Linked DNA regions of Homo sapiens: region 1 is linked to region 2. Evidence: chromatin loops called from intact Hi-C (ENCODE). Cell type or tissue: HepG2. All regions are shown on one strand. Each heading gives the region's core, and the rest is flanking DNA. Links, peaks and the distances in the headings are about the cores only.

Evidence for each region. Hi-C counts contacts between places; a loop is a spot of excess contacts. Peaks named below come from ENCODE experiments on the same cell type or tissue, not always from the same donor. Only the 100,000 strongest peaks of a DNase experiment are listed, where the experiment ranks them.
Region 1: it touches region 2 in a loop (4-fold over the local background); 11 of 110 quality-filtered maps call a loop at or near these places.

What each region holds. Positions count from the first base shown.
Region 1 is chr5:96,725,764-96,734,109 of GRCh38, reverse strand. It overlaps CAST (calpastatin), which reads right to left. Exons shown (of 32, transcript NM_001750.7): 5 at 7,251-7,316; 6 at 6,580-6,621; 7 at 4,901-4,957; 8 at 4,385-4,498; 9 at 3,250-3,330. Among named protein-coding and RNA genes, the nearest start is that of CAST, 68 kb to the right of the region's middle. RefSeq lists an enhancer at 1-86. In HepG2, for the core only: a CTCF peak has its summit at 4,757 (motif pointing right); no DNase peak of the experiment used is centred there.
Region 2 is chr5:96,340,903-96,349,248 of GRCh38, reverse strand. The region is part of intron 3 of LOC101929710 (a long non-coding RNA gene); the gene reads right to left. It overlaps LOC107986365 (a long non-coding RNA gene), which reads right to left. Exons shown (of 2, transcript XR_001742457.1): 2 at 4,900-5,734. It also overlaps a transcript of CAST not described here. Among named protein-coding and RNA genes, the nearest start is that of PCSK1, 88 kb to the left of the region's middle. In HepG2, for the core only: a CTCF peak has its summit at 4,313 (motif pointing left); a DNase peak (open chromatin) is centred at 4,298.

The sequences.
Region 1 (8,346 bases), core at 44-8,043, 390 kb before region 2:
TGCCTAACTGAACTTGGATCTACTCTTCCAAAGCTCTTGTGGATTCCCTGAATTAGATAGAATCCCTTCATTCCTCACCAAATAACACCTTGTGGGGGCCTTTCTTCATCTGATTGAAATACAGCCCCAGGTACATTGTCTTTTCCCCACCCCCTAGACAGGCCAGCCTATAGCTAGTGCATCCTGCAGAACCAACCATGGTACCTTATTTAGTTTTTTATTTTATTTTTTTGAGACAGTGTTTCACTCTTGTTGCCCAGGCTGGAGTGCAACGGTGCGATCTTGGCTCACCGCAACCTCTGCCTCCCGGGTTCAAGCAATTCTCCTGCCTCAGCCTCTTGAGTAGCTGGGATTACAGGCCTGTGCCACCATGCCCAGCTAATTTTTTATTTTTAGTAGAGACGGGGTTTCTCCATGTTGGTCAGGCTGGTCTTGAGCTCCTGACCTCAGGTGATCTGCCTGCCTTATGGTACTTTAAACATGCTATGTACTAAAATAAGAAGGCAAGTCATTAAATCCTATTTAATGGGAGAAGAATCAGAGGCAACGTAAAGTAAAATGACTTGCTGCAAGTTCCAGCACAAGTCAATGCACGGCAGACTTCCACATAAGCCTCTCCTAATTTTATTGTTTAGTTTTCACTTATAACACTGGTTAATTTACATTTAGCTCAAAACTGTAAATTTTGATTACATTTAAAAATCTATTTTAGCGGGCCTAATCCTCTGCCTTAAATCTATCCATTTCCAAACTGAAAACATTGATTACATTTAAAAATCTATTTTAACGTATCTAATCTTCTGCCTTAAATGTATCCATTTTCAAACCATTTCATGTAAGCATTCCTCATTGGTGCAAGAGAGTGCTGTGTCTTCCTGGAGTGAGGCTATGAGTCTCAAGGTAGTATACAAGTGATCTATTGCAAGAAAAAACAATTTTAAGTTTGATATTTTCATTTAAAAGTTTTTGTAAATGTTGCCTTTGCTCCATAGGAGACCTGTATTAATTTGGATAAAATAATGTGCCTTTTCTCCCAAAATCCCAGAAGGAAAAAAATGATGTTTCAGGGAGATGTGCCATACTTTTACCCTAAAACTCATTTTCCCTATGACCTTCTTTACCATTTAGCTGTAGCAGGATATCTGTCCCATTTACAGAAGCAAAAGTATAGATAAATCTATATTACTTTTACATTTTTCATTCCCATCTTCTCATTGTTCCTTCACTTGCTTACTTGTGGCTTCAAATTGATTACATGCTCTCCAAACTGATTACTAATTCTATATTGCTTTTAGGTCTAACGTTTAAGTCTTTAATCCATCTTGAATTGATTTTTGTATAAGGTGTAAGGAAGGGATCCAGTTTCAGCTTTCTACATATGGCTAGCCAGTTTTCCCAGCACCATTTATTAAATAGGGAATCCTTTCCCCATTGCTTGTTTTTCTCAGGTTTGTCAAAGATCAGACGTTAGACCTAAAACCATAAAAACCCTAGAAGAAAACCTAGGCATTACCATTCAGGACATAGGCATGGGCAAGGACTTCATGTCCAAAACACCAAAAGCAATGGCAACAAAAGCCAAAATTGACAAATGGGATCTAATTAAACTAAAGAGCTTCTGCACAGCAAAAGAAACTACCATCAGAGTGAACAGGCAACCTACAAAATGGGAGAAAATTTTCGCAACCTACTCATCTGACAAAGGGCTAATATCCAGAATCTACAATGAACTCAAACAAATTTACAAGAAAAAAACAAACAACCCCATCAAAAAGTGGGCGAAGGACATGAACAGACACTTCTCAAAAGAAGACATTTATGCAGCCAAAAGACACATGAAAAAATGCTCATCATCACTGGCCATCAGAGAAATGCAAATCAAAACCACAATGAGATACCATCTCACACCAGTTAGAATGGCAATCATTCAAAAGTCAGGAAACAACAGGTGCTGGAGAGGATGTGGAGAAATAGGAACACTTTTACACTGTTGGTGGGACTGTAAACTAGTTCAACCCTTGTGGAAGTCAGTGTGGCGATTCCTCAGGGATCTAGAACTAGAAATACCATTTGACCTAGCCATCCCATTACTGGGTATATACCAAAAGGACTATAAATCATGCTGCTATAAAGACACATGCACAAGTATGTTTACTGCGGCATTATTCACAATAGCAAAGACTTCGAACCAACCCAAATGTCCAACAATGACAGAGTGGATTAAGAAAATGTGGCACATATACACCATGGAATACTATGCAGCCATAAAAAATGATGAGTTCATGTCCTTTGTAGGGACATGGATGAAATTGGAAATCATCATTCTCAGTAAACTATCGCAAGAACGAAAAACCAAACACCGCATATTCTCACTCATACGTGGGAATTGAACAATGAGATCACATGGACACAGGAAGGGGAATATCACACTCGGGGGACTGTGGAGGGGTGGGGAGAGGGGGGAGGGATAGCATTGGGAGATATACCTAATGCTAGATGACGAGTTAGTGGGTGCAGCGCACCAGCATGGCACATGTATACATATGTAACTAACCTGCACAATGTGCACATGTACCCTAAAACTTAAAGTATAATGAAAATAAATAAATAAATAAATGCAAAAAAAAAAAAAAAAACCTTAAAGGATAAGGTAAAAAAAAAAATTCTATATTGCTATGGGTAGAAAAGGTAGATAACTTCTCATCTTATATTCCTGGGCAAGTATTGGAAGCAGCTCTTCAAAAAATCTAAGGAAGTTATGCCCACAATCACCCAGCTCAACACATCTACTTCATCCTGAGAGGACTTGAAATATTTCCTTTGAAAACTTCTCATATCCATTCATGTTGATGTCATAGTTGTGATACACTAGTATCAAGACAGCTGGCATCAGCATTGAAAGCTGAAAAAGCCGATTCAAATGCTCCTGGAAATTGTATTTGCTTTATTTCATATCTATACATTTGGAAGGGAGAGTCTGAGTCAACTCACATTTTAATGTCCTTGGTATTGATATCAGTACGTTATATATGGCATGTACTCAGTAAGCAGTTATTGAATATATAAATTTACAAATTATTTTTGGTATCTTGTTCACTCTCTATCCCTTAAATGCATGCTCTTCACAAAATTTTACATATAAGCAGTGTTCAGTTTTGCCAGATGATAGGTTATTTGAGCATACGTTTCTCATAAAAGAAACTTGAGAAGCACAGAGGCCCACGTTTCCGTCTGCTTGTGTGTGCTCACCTTGTCACCCGGCTTGCCAGATATTGCAGTGATACCAGCAACACTCTCTCCACCAGCAGAAATCATGTCTTGTGGTTTAGTCTAAGACAGTGAGGATAAAAGGTTGACAGAGCTAAGTATCTCTGCATGGCTATTATCAAGATCATGAGTTTCAAATGTCACTAACATCTGCCAGTTCACCCTCACGGACACCATAAGGGAATGTTTGCTCACTTCTATTGTACATGGTGCAGTGCTAAGCACCACATAAAGCTGGACTCAAGAGCCTAAAACGTTCACGCAGGTAACTTGCGTAGGTCAATCAGGCTAGGTAAGGATTGTGGTAAACTGGAGCACACATACCAGGTGTAATGGCTCTAGTCAATTGTTGCCACGTGAGCTCACTCTTACTAGATAGTCTGATTTTTCAAGAGAAGTTACAATTTGGGATGTTATGTGAAATGCCCTGACTTTGATTGCTGGCAATTAATTAAAAATAATTTTTTAACAACATTGTAAGCCAAACAAAATATACATGTGGCATTTAAGTGGTAGATCACAAATCTGTGATCTCTGATATAAAATATACTGTGAAGCAGACCTCGTTATTATCTTCCAAGTGCTCTCAATGAAAAAGTATTTCTTGTAGATGTTAATTCTTCTAAAAGGTGGCTGCTATTAACTACAGAAGTATGGAAGCAATTTCTAATTTTTGGCTCTGTAAGTTCAGCTCTTCTACAACACGACCCTAAAAATGCTTTAGGATTTCCATTTAAAGAACCAGATAATTCAGGGCACATATGTTCCCCAGCCCAGGTGTGGGGGGTCCAGGAGGCAGCCTCAATCCAAAGCTGCCTGTCTGGGAGACAGCAGAGCCTGCTGCCCTGCAGTCACAGCTGGTTATTGCTGGGCAGTAGGAGAAGGACGGACAGCGCATCCCCTAGACCAATCTGATGCCCTTCTCAAGCCATCCATGCATCCAAGTTCCTACAAGTCTATTTGAAAAACCAACAAAATAATAATACCAAATCACTATAATACAAAATATATTCAGCACAGCCCCATAGATTGAACTACACACCTCAGTGTGAACAGGGGAACCGTATCTTATTATCCAGTTGATGTTAAGGTTTTCCTATCAATCTGCTTCATTTACCTTTGGTTCTGTTGATTTCTCTGATGGCTGCTGTTCAGCTGATCTGGAAACTGCTTTTTTATTGTGAGCATCGTTACTTCCTGTATCTGATGCCTGCTTGGGTAGGCTTTTTGGCTGAAAGTACACACACAGGTGCCCACACACATATAAAGACATTGTTAACAAGATGGTAGTCTTAAACATAATACTGATACTTTTCTCTATAGAATAAAAATTGTTCATAACAGTTGTGCTGTCTGTGGTTCTAAATTATGTAAATTTCAATTAGTGTGATGTACATGTGACAATTTCACTTTAGGTACAAAATTTGAAATAGTGCAAATCCTTCCCCCAAAATTCAGCAAGAATCACATAAATTGTAAACACTGCTATTGCCACAGGATGGCACCATTTTAGCTGAAAAAACTAATATCCAACTATCCATTGTAGGGATTAGTTTTGAATTAATGAAAGATTTTAATTATATCCCACCAAAAGAGGTTGCCTTATAATTAAGTCCTGATGATAATCATTTACCTCTGTGTGTTCTTTTGGCTTTCCTTCTTGGGATTTTTTCTCATGAACCACAGACAGCTGTCAATTTCAAAAGATTAAACTTGATTACACTGGAATCCAACTTGTAATACTTTCAAACAAGAACAAGAACAAAATTCCAACTAAAACATTCTGCCTTTTTCAGGAAAAGCCCGCTTAGGCCCACTCAGGCCCACTCTTTAGGATCACAGAAGTAGACATGTGGTATCAGGTCAATAGTAACCCTGTCAGCAGTCTCTGAGAATGGTGATTATCAGAATAATGAAAAATTCAGTATTTCATCTGAATAATATTTTCAAATACACGTATGTCTCTAAATTACTGGTTGTTTTTCACAAATGTACACAGATAACACATGAGCCATGTGACTACTGAGTTTGTTGACAGCTAATCCCACTCTAGAAAATATATTTTAGGCCAGGCGCGGTGGCTCACGCCTGTAATCCCAGCACTTTGGGAGGCCGAGGCGGGCGTATCACAAGGTCAGGAGATCAAGACCATCCTGGCTAACACAGTGAAACCCCGTCTCTACTAAAAATACAAAAAAATGAGCCAGGCTTGGTGGCGGGTGCCTGTAGTCCCAGCTACTCGGGAGGCGGAGGAAGGAGAATGGCGTGAACCCGGGAGGCGGAGCTTGCAGTGAGCCAAGATGGCGCCACTGCACTCCAGCCTGGGCGACAGAGCGAGACTCCGTCTCAAAAGCAAAAAAAAAAAAAAACTCCTTTCATAGGATTTACAGAGTTTTGTTTCTTTGTTAGTAGAGAAGATCTTACCACCAGAAACCCAATTTTCTTGCGATTCAGTAGATAAAAGTATTTAAAGTGGAATAGAAGACAACTTCCACTTAGCTGCTGAATTCTTCACTCGGAGTACCCTATGTTCTACCATCCCCAGGGGCCACCAGGAGGCCTTCCACAAAATCAGACAAGCCTCACCTTTCACCCTCACCTGTGCCTGAAGTACCTGGGCTCAAATATCTGTGCTTTTCCACAGGAAACCTTGTGGTCTTGTCTTAGTACTTGCTTTAAGTGCTTGACAAAATAAAATGCAGCACCTTATTGAAGAGAAACATTTGTGCTGCCGTACACAACCTGGGGTTCACCTCCATGCAGAGGCAGAATGGCATTCATTCTGGACAGTCATGGGTCAGGAAAGTAACAGAAGCTAGCCTCCTGTGTAACTGTTAACTAGCTCCACCAACTGAGGTAAGACTGTCACGATAAACCCAGCCAGCCTCTTAGGAAAGATTCTCATCCCTAAGCCATCTAGGTGCTGAGTTCAGCAGACACCTTATTCTTGATGTCTCATTGGAATTGGAATTGGATATTCATTACTACTCTTTGCCTTTTTTCTTCTGTTCCTCTTGCTTTTTTCTTTTTTAAAGCAATCACTATACATATAACAAAAAACTAGATTTGAACAAAATGCTTCTGAAATAGTTTTCATTTATAAAATATTATATATTCTTTTTAACAATATACGGACTTAATGTTATATTTTATATATTCTACATGTACACAGCCATTCAAAAGGGTCTAAAAATTAATTAAATTAGCCAGCAACCCCCTTTACCATTCACAGCTGTGCCAAGGCAGGAAGTTGATTATTCATTATTATTAAAAAGAATCCAAATAACTAACTAACAGACTTAAACTATTTACCTTGGTTGACTGTGACTTCTTCTCAGGTTCTGTTTTTACAGCCTAAGTTCAGAAAAAAAGAAAGAAAAAAAGGAAGGAAGAAAAGAAAGATAGACATAGTTTACAAAGACTATCACAGATTTTCTTCAACTGAGGAAACTCAAAAGAGATGATTTTTAATGTAATTATAAACATTATCAGTTAAGTTTGTTACACTTTGCTTGAAATTGCAACTCTTTAGATAAACAATTAGGTATACTAGTTAATATTCTGCTTTACTATTCAGGGAGCAATTTATATCTCCTTGCTAGGTATATCAAAGATATGTAAAGATTTATTACTATTTACATGGTAACACATAAATGGGCAACAGAAAATAAAAACCTTCATCACAAAGCCAAGGGCACTGTGTTTCCATGCCACTAACACGGTGTTTTTATCAGTGAAATATTCATCACGGGTTTTGGCTGACAGTGTAAAACAATGGGATGGTGACAGAATTGAGGGCACAGAAAGCAGTGAAAATTACTTTTAGTGCCAGAATGTGGCTGATGGGCAGCTAAGCCTACAGAAAGTCCATGATGGGATCTCAGTGTTAACAGAAGACTGTGAATTGCAGTTATTAGCACATGCTGAGCGGGTGATGTAACCGTTAGTAAACAGAGATGCCCTAGTACAATGAACAACATCACCTGTTTTTTGTGTTTTTTCTTGTTAGGAAGATGTGGTCCTTCCATCTGTTGGCTGACTGGAATGGCCTAATATAAGAGCACAGCCCCAGGTATAATTTTATTTTATCTGTCAGTCAAATAAGTAACATGTACAAAAAGGGTTAAAATGATTATATCAATTCTATTCATCTATTGCATCTACTCGATGCATATGTGTATAACTCCAAGAAGCTGTAGGCACTTACATTCTAAGGTCCTAAGCAGATATTTCAGTTTGTGTTTACATTTTTTCAGTGAAGGTTTTTTTCAGCGAAGGTTTCCATTAATAAAATTAATTTCTCATTCCTTTCCTTTCCCTGTGTAAAGACTACATGAATATCATTTTTTCCTATGTATCCAATGTTTAGTTATGATCAAATAGTCACAGATGTAACGGAAAGTTTTATGAAATTCTGTCAACATAATCCCCCCAAAATTGTAAATATTTAGTGCATGGATTTTTACTGGGCACATCACAGTCCTGTATGCAGAGATCGAATTTAAAGTTCTAGAAATGCTTCTACAGAACTGGTTGTAACTTAGCATCTTTAGTATGATATTTTACAGTTTTATCCAACTAAACATTACTTGTGCAAAAACAAGTAAGTACATGCATGCATTCTCAATATAGGCAAGATATACAATCATGAATAAAACTTGATTAAACATTTCATGAACTTTTCAGTCAGAGATTACAAACTAGGGTCCGATGCTTCCTGCTGTTTCTTTCCTTTTTATCTGCTTGGTAGTATCAGCACAAACTAGTGGTTTTTATTTATTTATTTTTATTTGAAGAGGCTAAAGTCAATTATCCTCTTAATTTATCATGTCTTCTACTTCAGTAATGAAGACACATACTTTCTTCAAATAATGGCCCCTTGCTAGGCTAACACACTATTTTGGGAAGGAAACAAAGCTTATGATTGAAATGTTTTTAAAGAAATTTTAAATTTTGGATCCTTTCACACTACATTCTCATTAATGAGTTTCTATTTATGGAACTATCCTTTCAGTTTATGCAAATATAATTTATTAAATGATTAACAAGGAAAATAAGCCAGCTGGTAGTATAGTGCTT
Region 2 (8,346 bases), core at 198-8,197:
AAATTCCAGCTGAGATTTATTTTAGTTCAATTTTGCAAATTGTCCTAATTGAATTCCCTTGGATAGGGAACAGTTTATACTGATAACTAGCAAAAAAAAAAAAAAAAAATAGTGTCCTTGTTGGTTGAAAAGAAAAATGAGAGAGAGACCAGAAAAAAAAAATTATAGAATATTTTGTTGGTTTGTGTAATGTTCTATGTTTTCTCCTTCCTGACTTAATCCCTGTCCTTCCCAAACTCCCAAAATCTTCATTTTACTCTTCAGAAACCCCAGCTCTATGAAACAATTCTTCTACATTCTCAAACATGTCTTCCTTGCACTTTCTGCTCATAATTAACCCTAACTTCCCATGTGGAACACCACTTCCGTTACAGCCCTTTTGATAGAAGTGGCATATTTCCTAATTCCCCAGGTATCTCAGGGCTGGAAGTGGGTTCATGTTCCAGACAAATATTTTTCCAGCCTCTGTAAATCCTGGACCTGCTGAGTCCAGGCTTACAGTCTCTGTCTTCCTCATTGCCATTGCCATCTGCCTCCTCTGTACACCATCTGTCCTTTCTTTCAGACACTGTCCACCATCCTCAATCCTCTTACTTTCTCCAACCCATGAACTCTTAGCAAATGACCCTGTCTTCTACTGGGGGAAAATAAACCATCTGATTGGAACTATATAGCCTCAACTTCCCACCATCAAATCCCAAAACTATCATTTTCTCCACCTTTCTGTTGCAATATGGAGATTGTCCCTTACCATCAAAAGCAATTCCTTCATCTGGACTTAGAATCTTTTTCCCTAGAGTCTTCTCCTTAGGAATCAGGCACCAACAAATCTCTCTATCTCTCCCTCTCTCTCTCTCTCTCCCTCTCCCTCTCTCTCCCAGGCCTCCTTCAAACTAGCATTATTCATGTCTCTCCAAATTTAAAAACAAAACAAAGAGTAGAATAAAATATTCCCTTAATCCTATAGTCCTTTCCATCCATCATCCTATTTCTTCCCTTCCTTCTTCTGTTACCTTTCTTTACTTGGCTTTATTTACTTTCCTCCAACTCTTACTCTAAATCTGGCTCCTGGGCCCACCATGCCACTGATACTGCCCTTGACAAGGTCATCATTGACCTCCATGATACTACATCCGATGAATGCATTTGAACTTTTCAGCTTACTTAATGACTCAGCATCTGCCAATTCAATGAAATAATCCTTTACTTAAAACATTGTCTGGCATCATCTTTTGAAACTCGATTTCTGTCTTATTTGTAGGCAATACTTTCTCTATTAATCATTAACTATTGGGGTTTGGGGGTTTTGTAGGGAGGGCTCTCTCTGAACTACTGTGTTCTTCTCACTTCACCCTCTCTCCACATCATCCACCCTGATGGCTTCATAGTAGACACGGTTAGTGGCTGCACAGCTCTCTTCAAATCATCTTTACCAGTCTCTGTGCCTCTTCCCTGGTTTTAGTTCACTTTTGCTCCCAATGACCCTTCAGAGGATTTCCTGTGGGGTTTAGAACTGGTCTTATTCCATTGCTGGGATGACTCTTAGGAACTTGGTGTGGGATGATAAGGCTGACTCACATTAAATGAGGTGGAGGTACCAGAGTAGTCTTGCCAGAGTTCTAAGGAAGAGATTCAAAAGCCCAAGATGCAGGTATGCCAAAATGGTTCTGTATAATAACTGAGGACCCGCCAGTGATGAAGGAGAGAAAAAAACCAAGGTCTGATTTACAGATAGACCAGCTTGGTATGCTAGTACAAACAAAAATAGACTGCTGCTGCATGACAGAGGTCCCAGCTTTGAACAGGAGTGCACCTGGTCATCCACTTTGTGTGAAGAGAGTGGCTTGAAGGAAGGATAAGCACGGACTTCTGAGCAGTGCAGAATGGATCATTTGGAATTGAACTATTTGGATTGGAAGATTGGGAACAAAGAGATCTGGAGTAGAAACAGGTTCATGGACCCATAGGAATGGGCAAACTGTGTATCATGCATTAATGTCCATTAGGGAGTATTCACTGTAGAAGAGGCTCTACAAAACTAGATGGACAGGATGACTTGACTGGTAAATGTCAGGTAGCCCTGGCCACACCAGGGCTGGCACACTGGGCCTCCTCAAAGAATAGTCACGGATATTCAAATGGAGGCTCTGCGTGAGCCCAGTGGAAGGGTCTCCCTCCCACCAATGCTGATCTAGTTACTGCCACTGCTGAAACCCGTCTGAAAGATGCCCAGTATGCTATCTCTCAAGAAGACACCATTTAGTTGCAAATAATTCCTTTTCTACCTTGAAAAGAGAAGTGATTTGTCTTATCCAGGAATAGCATATTTTCTGGGTATAGGTTTGCCTTTCTGCCCGCAGTGCCTCAATTCACACCTACTATTCAAAGACTCACAGAGTACTTGATTTACTGACATGGAATCCTGAATAATATTGCATCAGACCAGGAAGCCAACTTATGACAGATGGGGGTCACAGAACAGGTGCGTGAGTATGGAACCCACCAATTCCCACATACTGTATAGCCCAGATATTGCTATTTTGATAGAGATTGGAACAGTTTCTTAAAGTCACAACTGAGGTGCCAGCTTACAGACGATACATTATGAGGTTTGGGTGTTGCTTTAGGATGTAGTATATACCTTCTACCAATGGTCATTATGTGGTACTGTGTATCCAGTGGTAGAATATACGAATCCAGGAGTCAAGGGGTAGAACTAGAAAGAGTCTGTTCACTTCATTCCTACTGACTCACTTGTTATTTGGGAAATTTGTGCTCCTAGAAACTGGACCTAAGACAGGCTTCAATTACAATCTCTACAGTGACAAAAGCCAAATCCATTATCTGATCCACAACTTTCTTATAAGCTCAAAATCTGAATATCTAACCACCTGCCTGATATTCAAATTAGATGCCTCACAGGTACTTGCAAGCTAATATGTCCGAAACAGCAGTCACGATCTCTGCCTTCCTGCAGAATATCATTATAAGTGAATAGTACTGCCATCTACTCAGGAGCTCAAGCCCGAAATCTGGAGTCTTCTTCAAAATTTTTTATTCCTTTATCTACCATAGCCAATCAACCATCATGTTTTAGCAATTTTATTCTTCTAAATGTCACTCATATTTTGCAATCGGAGGATGTTAGCCTACTGGCACCACCCAAATGCAAACTCCATCATTTCTCAATTGGATCATTGTGACAGCCTTTATGGTGGCAACCTCTAAAATGGTCCCCAGTGATCCCTGCCTTCTGATGTTCACACTGTTGTGTAATCCTCCCTACTTTTGCTTCCAATAAATAGAATACAGTAAACATGATGGGATGTCACTTTTACATGGGTTACAAAAACACCCTGACTTTCATCTTTCTCTCAGTCTCTCACTTTCTCACCTGTGTGGAAACAAGCTGTGTCATCTGGGTCACTCTGCCCTATGGAGATATGACAAGGAACTGAGGGAAGCCTCCAGCAACAGCCAGCAGGGAACTGAAGTCCCTAGTCCAACAGTCCCTGAGGAACTGAATCCCACCCATAGCCACATGAGCAAATGTGGATTCTCCCTCAGTTAAGCCTTCAGATGGGAGAGCAGCTCTGGCTGACATCTCAATTACAGCTTCATGAGACCCTGAGCCAGTGATACCCAGCTAAGGAACTGTACACCCAAAAAAGTGAATTTTACTGTAATAATTTTTAATTATGGGAATAATATAGTGTTTCTTAAGAGATACTGTAGCATGCATTTGCACTGAGTTAGACGTAGAAAGTGAAAGGACAGATCAAAGACAGAGCAATTATAATGGAGCCCAATGCTAAGTCGAAAGCTCAGAATAAGCTCAGAATCAAGATACAATCTCTCCAACCACAAATCTCCTGTTTCTGGTAGATTTGTATCAGTAAAATAGTGTATCATCCAACACATGTATTAAGCAAGCATAGATTAGGGACTCTTCAAAAAAGAGTAGGTTAGGTTAAGACTCTTCAAAAAAGAGTAGATTAGGTTAAGAAGCTCTTTTGGGAAGAGAAAAATTAGCGTATATCTGGAGGTCACTGAAGTTTGCTGAAACCATTGGGGCCAGTGAGACTGGTAAGACTCCTTGTTAGATATCATCTCCCATGACAATAACAGACTGATTAAATATAAAAGGGAGATCTCAAAATTCTAAACTGGAAAAGAAAGCGATGTGCAAAATACAAATTGAATTTCATTTCCATATCTACCCTCATACACATAAGCACATCAAGCCAGAGTAGAGCAGCAGAAGGGAACAAGGCAAGACTTCGACCAAATCATCTGTGTTCAAATGCTGACCCCTTGTGTCTACAAGTCATTATATCACGGTATTCTGTACTTAACCATGTGGTTTTTCAGCTCTATTTGTGTAAGCAATAATGAAAGAACCAATGCAAACAAATTTGAAATATAATTCAGCCTGGGGAATTGTACTTGGCACAGAAAATGTGTTGGCTCTGCTTCCATTCACCTCTGCCTACCTGCCATCCACCTGGTAGGTATTAGTCACTTGTTCCATTTCTCCCAAGAAGAAATACAATCATCAGATGCAAATTAAGCCAGCATATCCCCCACAAACTTAAGCAAAAATAAATGAAGACTAAAGGAAAAGTAGAGTATGTTTAATTTCTCACTAGGTCAAGGTCTGATTGTGAGAATAGTCTGATTGTGAGAATATTTACTCAGCCTGCTACCTGATTCGCATTCCTTTGAATCTGAATTCTTTTCATGGCACATGAGCCACTGCTTGCTTTCATGGTTAAGTTAATGTGTGAATTTGCTTCTCACACAATTTGATTGATGTCTTGCTTGGTCTTGGAGAGGTAATGAGATTACCACTTAAAAAATATAACCATTAGTACATGAGAAAAAAAACCATATTTGGAGAAATTGTCAAATGTTGCATTTACTCATCCATTCATTCCACACATTTGAATATATCCATGGCTATAAGAGAATAATCCTTGATTCCTTCCTCATCCCAATGCCCACTTCCCTCCTATACATACAGACTCATCACTAGAAACTATGTCACTCTTCACTATTGCTTTAGGGCTTGCGGTACTAGCCTTTGATATTGTCCCTTGGCCAGTCTTCCTACACACCCAAAATGTAGATTTGACATAAAGCTGCCAGCCTGACAAAGGCAGGACTATTAGTTCTATCAAGGTCACAAGGGTAAGTGTAAAATTACATTCAAGTAGGGGTTACGATCCAATTCCTTCAGTCATTAATTCATTCAACAATTATGTATTAAACATTGGTTTATCTAGACCCTACGATGAATAAACAAAGATGCTTGCCTTCAAGGAGCTCATCTTCCAGCTGAAGGAGACTGATGGTAAATTTAGAGTTAATTAGTGAATCATATAGTGCAGTAGAGCAGGATAAAGTAGATCAGCAGGAAGAGGTATACAATTTTAAATACAGTGTTTGATCAAATTGAAGACATCAACATTTGTAAATCACACCATTATTTTCTGGACCAGTAAGAAAAATAATGCCAATTAAATTGTGCTGCAATGCCTAAAATGGTAGTTCTGTGGCTTTGAAATGCATTTCATAAATCAGCAGGGATCTGGCAATTTCTTCTGCTTTCAGTTGCAATGCTTAGGAAGTTAAAGGCAATCCTTTGTGTGTTTCTCAGTAGCAAAATGAAACTCAGCTTCTTCTCCTTACAGGTAGCCTCCTTAGGCAAGCCCTGTAAAGCACATAGCTGTTGCTTTCAAAGGCAATGTAGAAATGAAAAAAGAAAAGCATGTTAATATTAACATCATTATTTTCAAACTAAACTCCTCTCAACCCCCTAAAAAGGTAGCAAGCACCTTAATTTCAGAAAATAGAACAGAACTTTAAACTGAAAACATTTAACATCATTTTATTAAAAAATCAATAAGTTGTCCTACTTTCTCATTTTCCTATCTTTGGTTAAAGAATTTATTTTGGCTAGGTGCCAGTATTGTGAGATCCATTTGGAAAATTGCAATCTACAGCTGAGGTCTTTAAATTTTTATCTTGTGTACCCCCTAAAAGAATTTTTAAAATCTGTAAATGTGTTTTTTTTTAGTGAGGTTAAAGATTTTCATCATCATTTTAACAATTGCAAACTATGTATGAGTGCATTGTACATGTTGCTATTTTAAAATAAAACTGTTAATAGCTCTTTTTAAAAATATGAAATTGTGATCATTCTTCTAGAAACAAAATATTTCCTTCAATACCAAATGTAAGCTTCATTGCCCTATTCCCACACCTTTCTTCATACACAATAACTTTTTGTCTCAATGCTCAATTACAGTATCATAATTTTAAAGACATTTTAAATGGCAATGGAATCAACTTATGCGGTACCAAAAATGCACATAACTCAGTGAAGCAATGATACTATGAACAAGTACAACAGGATTCCCGTAGGCTCAGGGCGTTTGTGGCATGATTGTGAAACACATCCCATTTTCAGAGATGTGCAAATGTGGGAAATAAAGAATTGAGGAGATATGGCTGGGTGATCTCAATGAGAAGGAGTCATACGGCTAGCTATGAGGGAAGAACCAATCTATGCTAGCTTGCAAGAAAAAGAGAATTCAATTCAATCTTATGTATGGGACTAGCTGCCTTTCCATTTTATAATTAGGGTCTGTCCTTTGACAAGTCTCCAAATAGACCTGAAATATGGACCTGGCTTAAAGGCAGGTAGGCAGAAGCCAGGCAGCAATGCGTCTTCTAAGGACAGTGGTTCTCCAAGAGTGGCTTCCAGATCAGCAGCCCCAGCCTCACCTGAGCACTTGTTCAAAATGTAAATTCTCAGGCCCCAATCCAGCCCCGCTGCATTGGAAAATATGGGGGTGGGCCCAGCACTCTGTTTTAACAATCCCCAGCTGGTTTCCATATGTGCTAAAAGTTGGGGAACCACTGCCTCAAAAACACCCCCAACCAACAATGAAAAAGCAGATGAGTTAAGTTTTTCTGTTTATTTCCTTTTTATTATCCTATTTGTCTATGAAGTCATATTTAAACTTCCAGGCTCTTCCCATGTGTCCTCAGAGGAATTAAGGAAGGAGGCCTGTGTTTGCTTGAGCCAGAATGTCCAGGAGGGCACACCTGGAGGGCATCATGGTGGTGGTGGCGGCAGCCACTCTATATTAGTGAGAATTAGTGAGGAAGAAGAATCTTGGGGAATACAGCCTTGGATTCAGTTTGGTCTCACATTGAGGACTGTACATTACCACCATCACTTGTTAAACTTAGGGGATTTGAGTTGATTTTATCAAGGAATTTTTTTCTAAGGTAAAGGTAATTTTTGGTTGGGAGAAGCTATTAAATCCACGAAATCATATTGTGAGAAAGTTCTTTTCAACTTCCCTGTACTCATCATACTGTCTAGAGAAAGTCTCCATTTAGTGTATTCAACATATCTTTAACACTTAACATAAGGAGAAAAAGATTTAGGCTCAGTGCCGTGGTAGGTTCATGTTCCTAGCTAGAATTCAATAATATTTTATTGTTTTTACCATTACTTCTCTTCCTGGATATCATTTATTATGACAGAGGATACTGGTTTTCCACTTGAAGTCATTATCTGAAAGTTTAATCTAAAGAAAGTTTATTTAAGTAAAACAAGCACCATTTGAAAGAAAAACACCCAGAAAGGGATAATAGAGGTGGTTTAAGGATACAGTATGTAAATGGGAACCACTATATTAAGAAGACTGTGGGTTGTTATCCTGGCACTTACACTAATGAGACTTCAAATTCAAAAAGAAAATTGTTATTTCGAATTTGACCTTCAGGCTGGCTTTCAGGTTTCAAACATAGTATCTTGAGCCTTAGTGAGTTATACACTGATTTGTAAAAAACAAAACAACAAACCAAAACCAAGCAGGGTGGAGGGGTGGGGTGGAGGGTGGGGGGATGGGAGTGGGCAGGAATGAAAGGAGATTGTGATCAAGATTTCTAGAGTAACATTTTTTAAGATGAAAACTTGAATTAAATGTATGGTAAGTGATACTTTCTAATGACAAGGGGACAAATAAGAAGACACAACTCTCCATTACTAAGAGCAATTAAAGTGCAAATAATTCCTTCTGAGAATCATGATTATTTACATGCTGGATACAAATTATCCTTCTGCATAGAATCTCACAGGCATTTGGATTTAAGAAAATCTAGTTTTATTAGTCCTAGGATCAGGATTTCTCTACTGAACTATTTCTGTTAACTGTTTTTCTAACTTCATATGCATCTGAAGTATACTCACTGAAGCTTCCTTAGACAAACATAGCAATGGTAGATTTTGACTATGAATTACAGACTATTTCATGTCCATTATCATTC